2 separate regions of the Mus musculus genome follow, and region 2 is linked to region 1. Evidence: chromatin contacts called from ENCODE POLR2A ChIA-PET data. All regions are on one chromosome and are shown on one strand. The core of a region is the stretch at or near the end of the contact, and the rest is flanking DNA. Distances in the headings are between cores, read along the strand shown.

What was found. ChIA-PET counts read pairs that join two places held with the same protein, here RNA polymerase II (POLR2A).
Region 2: POLR2A ChIA-PET joins it to region 1 with 22 read pairs in embryonic stem cell. The contact joins the promoter of Tbcc here to the promoter of Cnpy3 in region 1. POLR2A ChIA-PET finds 5 or more read pairs at or near these places in 3 of 5 experiments (Patski and embryonic stem cell).

Annotation. Positions count from the first base shown.
Region 1 is chr17:46,750,216-46,754,347 of GRCm38, reverse strand. Cnpy3 (canopy FGF signaling regulator 3) reads left to right here and starts at 2,134. Exons shown (of 6, transcript NM_028065.4): 1 at 2,134-2,375. The coding sequence starts at 2,225.
Region 2 is chr17:46,888,762-46,892,700 of GRCm38, reverse strand. Tbcc (tubulin-specific chaperone C) reads right to left here and starts at 2,080. Exons shown (of 1, transcript NM_178385.3): 1 at 238-2,080. The coding sequence starts at 2,011. The coding sequence ends at 986. It also overlaps a transcript of Bicral not described here.

The DNA.
Region 1 (4,132 bases), core at 885-3,384:
TCTGGCTGGCCTCAAACTCACAGAGAGCTTCTTGCCTCTGCCTCCTGAGTGCTGAATATCCATATACGTAGTAGAGAGGCAGGGTCTCTTCATTTGAACTTTGAATTCTTAACTAAATCTAGAGCGTCTGTGCCTTGGTCATGGTGTCTGTTCACAGCAGCAAAACCCAGCCCCCCCCCCCCTGCTCCCCTATGGCCTGGCCACTCTCCTGCCTCAAAAGGCTGAGAATGGGTGTGTGGGTGTTATGGCCCTTAGAGGAGTTTGAGGGATGGGGCTTACTGACACAACTGCTTTAAACTAGACACCACTGACTACAAAGGACAGGCTGGGCATGGAAGTCTTCGTAAGGGCAGCAAATCCACCCAGACCTGGAAAGAAACTCAATGGAAACGGAGCTTTCTGGACAACGCTGCAGTTGCTAACAGCTTCCCAGAGTTGAGCTCAAGGCAGTTTAAAGGAAACCTGAGGAGTCAGAGAGTCCCCCTAGGACCAAGGCTGGCCTTGAACTCTTCATCCTTCTGCTTCTCCCAAAAGCTATGGTCTTTCTTTCTGCCTTCACCTTCTCTGGTGTGATGGAGCCGCACCATCCCACCTGACTGATATTGCCCACTTTTTATCTCCTGCCAGATTGAGTCCAGAACCTCATGCACACGAGGCAGCCCCTCTGTAGCTAAGGAAGGTCTGTGTTCAGCCAGGGAGCCCTCAGCAAGGATCTCTTAGCTCAAGTCCCCTGATGCTGCAGAGGCAGGAGAGAAGTGTAAATGTCCAATGCCAGGTTCCTGCCTTTTAGGAGCTCAGAATCCAAACAAATAACAAAAGAGATTGGAATACCATACAAAAAATGCTGGGATGTTTATCCATCTGTCCCACATACTTCAAGGTGGTTTTGTTTTGTTTTGTAGATATGGCCTCAAGTAGCTCAGGCTATATCTCCCTCCCCCTCACTATATAGCCAATGACAGGTTTATGCCAGCCTGGAGATGGATCACCAGGGATTTGCACATGGTAGTCAAGTGCTAGGCAAAGATCTCCCAGTGAGCAACATCCCTAAAACTAGGGATTTCTTTTTTAATTCCATTAATTCATGAATTATTGATTTGAGCTTCCCAACAGGCAAACCTCGAGATGTAGGAGGATCACTCTTTGTTTGTTTTTCGAGACAGAGTTTCTCTGTGCAGCCCTGGCTGTCCTGGAACTCACTTTGTAGACCAGGCTGGCCTCGAACTCAGAAATCTGCCTGCCTCTGCCTCCCGAGTGCTGGGATTAAAGTCGTGTGACCATGCCCGGCTAAGAGGATCACTCTTATCTGTTTATTAATCTAGTTTTCATAAGGAGAAACGCAATTACTGGATATCTGGGCTGTTGTGAGGCCCTAAGTATCTATTCGAGTGAGTGGCTGCAATAATAAGCCTTAAAAGCCGGTGTCTAGTGAGTGCTTGCAACTTTATAAAGAAAGCCATGGTTAGGGTTGATGAGTTAGGTTAGTGACTAAAGAGGGCCACCATTAAGCCTTAAGGATCCAAGTTTGAGGTCCAGAACCAACATGGTGGAAGGAGGCAACTGATTCCAGTCGTCTTCCAACCCAAAATAAATATATAAAGACTTTTTTATTAACACCTTAATGGGGGTGGGGGTGCGGGGAGAGGACCACGAGGCCCGGTGTGGAGGTGCACTTAGAGGCAGCTGGATTTCTGAATTCGAGGCCGGCCTGGTCCACGCAGTAAATTCCAGGACAGCCAAGGATACAAAGAAACCCTGTCTCGAAGAACAAAAGACAGAAAACAAGAAACAAAACCATGAAAGATAGTCCGTTATCCAGGGCTAGAATGCCCAAGGCTGGTTCATCCAAGGTATGATGAAGGTTCACCCGCTAGGAACTGATGCTCCAGCTACTGAGCCTCCTTTAGCTGGCAGTGATATCGCTATAGGGCGCCAAAGCCACCATCCGCTCTCTGATTGGCTGAGATGGGAAAAAAAAAAGATAGTTCCTCTCATTGGCTATAAAGCAGACGCCGAGCGAACCCATTGGTTGCGTCGCCCGCGGGCCTTGGTCGGTTTCGCAAGCCGCTAGAGGCTACCGGGCGTGGGGCGGGCCGGAGCTCGCCGTTGCCGTGGTTACCCAGAGGCACGTGCGCAGTCCCGGAAGCGGCCGGGGGAAGCTGCTCCGCGCGCGCTGCCGGAGGAAGCGCCGCCGGGTCCGCTCTGCTCTGGGTCCGGCTGGGCCATGGAGTCCATGTCTGAGCTCGCGCCCCGCTGCCTCTTATTTCCTTTGCTGCTGCTGCTTCCGCTGCTGCTCCTTCCTGCCCCGAAGCTAGGCCCGAGTCCCGCCGGGGCTGAGGAGACCGACTGGGTGCGATTGCCCAGCAAATGCGAAGGTGAGGGGGCGGGGCCGCGGGGCGTAGCCAAGCCCGAGGGGCGGGAGGGGGCGGGGCCTGTGGGAAGGGTCTGGGCCTGGCAGGACCTGGGCTGGGGTCTCCTTGGCCCTGCTGTGTGCTTTGCGGCAATGCTGGGTGCTGTGACTCTCGGATAACCTGGAGATCCCTGCTTTTGGGCGAATCCGGGGGTAGTTGCTCATCAAGACTAGAGGTGGGGGTGGAGGGAAGGCTTCATACAGGAAGCCTGCTGCGAAATGAAGAGTTGGCCAGGGAAAGCATGGCGTGCAGAGGAACTCACTCCGCAGAAACCACAGAAACAGAGGCAGATGAGGAGGCCCTGCCGGCCTAGAAGCCAGAGGGCGAATTTGAGGAACTGAAAAGGTCCATATGACGTAGAAAAGGGAACCTGAAAATTTTCCCGTGGTGCTTTCACTACAACCTAATTTGTGTATGGTTTTGGCTTCTTGAGAACAGGTACTGAGTTGCAAATATTTATTGGCAGACCAAAAAAAAAAAGGGGGGGGGCTTTACATAGGATTATATGGAGGGGCGGTGAGTGTATGTGGAGAGAAGAGACTCACACTCAAAGGATCAAGAGGTCACTTTTTTGAAAGCATCGAGCGCAGAGGAGACTGAAGTGAAGGAGGTAGATTTTAAAAATCGAAGGACAAGGAACTGAGACCTCTCTTTTGCCCTGCTCATCATTGCTCAGTTTCCTCTCAGACCTTTGCAGCCATCGACCTTCTTTCTAAGTCCTCGAAGGCCCCCCTCCCCCGAGTATTCTGGATATCCATTTTATGCACCAAGCAGATGTACACAGGCCAGATGTTCCCTAAGCACTGGATGCTGGGCTGGTGGTTTGGGACACATTAATCCTCCCATTTGAGCTGTTAAATGTGTGGCGAATGGGGGCAGGGGACTCGGCTCAGTGGGTAGAGTGATTGCCAGAGGATCTGAGTTCAGATCCCCAAGACAGATATAAAAAGCCAGACGCTGCAATGTTTGTGCACCCCTGATCCCCGCACCTCCGCACCTAAAGAGATGCACAGGAGACCAGCCAGTCCAACCAAATGATCACGCTCCAGGTTCAAGTGAGAAACCTTGTCTGAAAAACAAAAGATGAAGAACAGTATCAGAAAGGAACTCTGGCCTCCATGTGCATATCCACATATCCACACACGTGTGTGCACACACACACTGTAACTACATAGGACTTTTTGTTTTTAAGTGAGACTCCCTAGAGTTAATGTGAGTTCACTGGAAGATACCTGTTAAAAGGTCTCACCTGTTCTAGGATGGTCCCTTACCTCCCCACCAGTCCTGGGCTTTTGTTTTCTTTGTTTTGTTTCTTTTCTTTTCTTTTACTCTTTCAAGACAAGGTTTCTCTGTGTAGCCCTGGCAATCCTGGAACTTGCATTGCAGACCAGGCTGGCCTCAATCTCAGAAATCTGCCTGCCTCTGCTTTCCAAGTGCTGGGATTAAAGGCGTGCGCCACCACTGCCCGGCTTCTTTTAAAGTTTTGTAAGGTTTTTATTTATGTATTTTTGTATACGAGTGCTCTATTTGCATAAGTGCCTCATGATGGAAGAGGGCATCAGACAGATGAGAGCATCAGATCTCATTACAGGTGGTTGTGAGCCACCAAGTGGGTGTTGGGAATTGAACTCGGGACCTCTGGAAGAACAGCCAGGACTCTCAAAGCTGAGCCATTGCCCCAGCCCCCATCTTTCTCCTTTTCTTTTTTCTTTTGGTTTTTC
Region 2 (3,939 bases), core at 831-3,330, 140 kb before region 1:
CATGGCTATGACGGGCAACTTAATGTGGCCTGTGCTTAGCTCTCTTCCCAGTTCAGTGCTATTGAGTGTGTTGTAGAGATGGGGCACCACGGGGAGTGAAGCCTCAGGCTCCAAATCCCAGCCTTCAGGAGGCTGAGTTCTGAGGCCAGCCTACAGAGTGAGTCCCAGGTTAACATGGGCTAGGATGGGGGCTCACCTTTAAAACAAACAAAAAAAAAACAAAACAAAACACAAAGATGAGTCCACACCTACTTTCCAATTCCAGCAGCACATCACATGAGCGGTGACCTGATGCCACCTGTTTTCTCACATGAACATGGTGAGAATAGAAATGGCCTTGTAGCTCTTGAGGGAAAAGAAACATGAGCAGGGTGTGGTGCAGATGCTTAGAGGTAGAGACAGGGGCATCTCTGTGAGTTCCAGTGGTGTATAGTGACCCCATGTCTCGACAAGGAAGACGGAGGGAGGGGAGCTGGCCACTTTAACCGTTTCAGTCTTACAGCTAGCTGGCTCCTACACCTCTTGGAGGCCATTCAAAACTTCAGCCCTAACACAACACTGGATTCCAGAGGTTCAGGAAGGAGTCTTCATAGCCTTGCTGAAAAAGACACAGAACAAACCTTTAGTGGGAGGAAAACAGCCGTTAATGGAGCTTTTATGGGCCTACTTCTTCCATTTAAACCGTCCGCTAATGGAATTCTCCGGACATCCTTATTATTTATTGAAGACCCACTTTATCACTCCCTGTGATCAACGGTAAGAACAGCAAATCCCTCAAAGCTCCTCCATTCTCCCCCTAATTCTTCACGCTGTCATACTCAAAGGGAGGCAGGGGAAGGCCAAACCAGCAAAAGTCTGTTACACTGCTATGAATTTAATAGGACTCACAGGAGGGGAGTTTCAACAATTTCTAACCCCTATCACCGCAAACATAAGACAATATCAGGTAAACCGAATGGGACATCACACTGAGTGTGGCCAGTGCTCAATCCCACTGGATGTCTCTCTCCTCTTCAGGAAGAATACTCCAGTTTGGGGAGGCCACGTTTCGGGCCAGCCAGTTGAAATCATCAACCTGGTCCCAGTTATTTTTGCTCCTATCTAAACCGGAGTCCTGGAAGTCCTTGTCGATCCCCGGGTAGCTCCAGGTGTAAGGGGCAAACTGGATGCCGCTGCAGTCCTCCACGATAGCCCTGCTGGTCACTTGCAAGAAGACGCGCGTGTCTTTGGTAGTGTGCACACGGAGCTGCTGGCAAGCCACAGCCAGGACGCAATCTCGACAATCCTCCAGAAACACAGAGGTGGTCACTGGGCCGCAGAGCACCTTGCAGCCGCGGGCCTTCGCAAGCCGCAAGGTGTTGGGATTGCCACACAGTTTGACAGTGCAGTTGGTCAGGTCGCTCAAAAGGACGTCGCGCTGGTGCAGCTCTTCAGCTCTCTTCTCCAGGTCTTGGGACTCCAGGTTGGAGAAGCCACAGGCCCAGCTGGCCCCGGGAGCTCCCTCCTCCTCCTTGGTCACCGGTGGAGAAGGGGCCGCCGAGGCGACGGGTGCGGCGTCTACCTGGGCGGTCCCCGCAGCATCCTTCTTCCGTGCCTTGAAGGCGAAGCGCTTCTTGGGCTGCAACTCCTGGCGACGTTCCGTTAGGACAGCCTGCAGCTGCGCCAACGCCGCCTGGCCCTGCCGCAGGTCGTAGGCGGCGAGGAAGAGCACCGAGTCGTTCAGGAGCTTCCGCAGGCCCTGGAGCCGGTTGGCCGCCTCTTCCAGCCGCTCCGCCGACGCCTCGCCCCGCAGCAGCTCCTCGACCGCTGCGCGCTCCCGGGCGAAGGCGGCGGCGAAGAAGCCGCTCTTCTCCTCCTCCACCTCCTGGTCCTGCCGCTTCTGCTTGCGTCTCTCCACCTCTATCTGCCTCTCCTGTTCGCGCCTCTGAAGTCGCTCGGGCACCAGGCTCAGGTCCCGCGGGGAGCCAGCGGCAGCGTCGGCCAGAGCCATGGAGCAGTCCACACCCTCCATCTTGACTCCAGGCTTCCTCCCCCGCCGCCTTGCCTCCGAGCGCTCGCTCTCCGCGCGAGGCCTCCCACCAACGCGCGCTGTGATTGGCCAGCTGCGGTGACGTCAGCTCCCTCCATATTCTCCTCGCCTATTGGTTTCTTCGCGTTGGAGGGGCGGGAAGGAGGGCGGGGCCGGCTGACAGGAGGGGGTGGGGAGACAAAGGTCCTGGTGGATGGGTGGGGTGGGAGGCAGTCGGGTGAAGCTTTTTTTTTTTTTTTTTTTTTCTTCTTAAAGGGGCAGGACTTATATCCGGGATTGTGGGGTGAGTTGCAGCAGCGGCAGCTGCACATGTGGGTTTGTTTATAAGAACAAGGTTAGAAACTCGCAGGCCTCCCCCTCCCCCCAGCTCCTCCCTGCTACCCCCTTACAGGCCGGAGATCTGCTGCAGGGTGGTGGGGAGGAATCTGTGCTTGTGGTGTTGTGGGGGACAGGTAGTGCGAGAAAGATGGAGGGGGGGGTTATTGCACCTCCCGGACCGCGTCGGAGGAAGCTGCAGCTGGAACAGCTGGCCAGGGAACCGCTTGCATGCCTCTGGGTTTTTTTCTTTCTTTCTCTCTCTCTCTTTTTTTTTCCCTTTCCCTTTTCCCTTCCATCACCTCTTTGCTCAGCCGGTCCCTGCCGCCCCGGTAACCCTCATCCTTCCTGCCCTCCCCCATCCACTGCAGCTCGGCGCGGCCTGGGGGCGTCTGGGTCCCCGTGGGCAGTTACTGGGGCGGGAAGAAAGCGCAAATCACCGCTATGGGAAAGACTGGGTTCCTCGCTGGAGCGGGCTCCGGGGTTCCTGGGGGAGTCTAAAAACAGATTATTTTTTTTAATGGCCAATTGCTGCAGTCGGAGGGGGGGCGGGGGAGGATGACATGCCACCCCCACCGTCTTGCTCCCTGACGCGGTGGCAGCCACTCCCTGCGCAGCTGGCAACCGCTGGCCGCGCGGGGCTAAGACCCTCAGCCGGAGCGCCTCGCTTCTCCCTATAGGGCCGGCGGTCTTTAGGAAGGCGATGGGGAAACGGTACATTATTTCTAGAGGTGGTGGGAGGGATTTGTCACCGGAAGTGAACGAGCCTAGCCTAAAGTCCAGACCAACCCGAGGTGCGAGTGGGCAGCCAAGACCGTGCAGTCCCTGGCAGAAGCCCAAGGCGGCGGCCGCCGAGGACTCGGGTGGCATCCTCGCGTGCTGCCTTCAGCCACCGTGCCTTCTGGACTCGGTGGCCCATACAGTTCTCGGTTTCAGCCCCATCTCCGCCCTTGTTGCCAACCTCCATTTTTGTTCTTTTAATTGGGATTTTTTTAACTGCCCAAAATACTCATTTGAAAATTTACCAATATGCCTGCGTTTTCCTGCAGATAAAGATGGGAGGAAACGAGAGCCATTCAATTAAGTTGGCATTAAGACTTGAGTTGCAAGCCTCACGTCCCATTTGCCTCCTTTCCTAACCATAAAAAAAAAAAAAAAATCCAAACCTCAAGCACAAAATCTTGATTGAAGAGAAAGCATTACACTACAGAATCAAAGACAAGTGTCACTGGGTGGCAAATTCTTTCCTAGGTGGAGGGTTGGAGTGGGAGATCACATGTTACTGTGTTCTTGTCTGTATACCTGCTGTAACAGAGCGCCGATGAGGGGGGCGGTCGGTGGTCACTTATGCAGGCTCCTTATTTTCGTCAGTTTTGTTTCCTGGGCAAGCTAGATGAGGCTCTTGTTTTCTACTTTTTGAAAGCACTTTTATTTCACAAAAGTATGAATTTTGGACTCTTGAAACACAGCTGATGACTTTGTTCAGGTCCCCGAAAGGAATGTAAGAGCCGCTTTCTTTCCTGAAAGATAGATTTTTTTTTTTTTAGATTTATTTATTTGTCTTTTATGTATATGAGTATTTCCTGTGCGGTCGA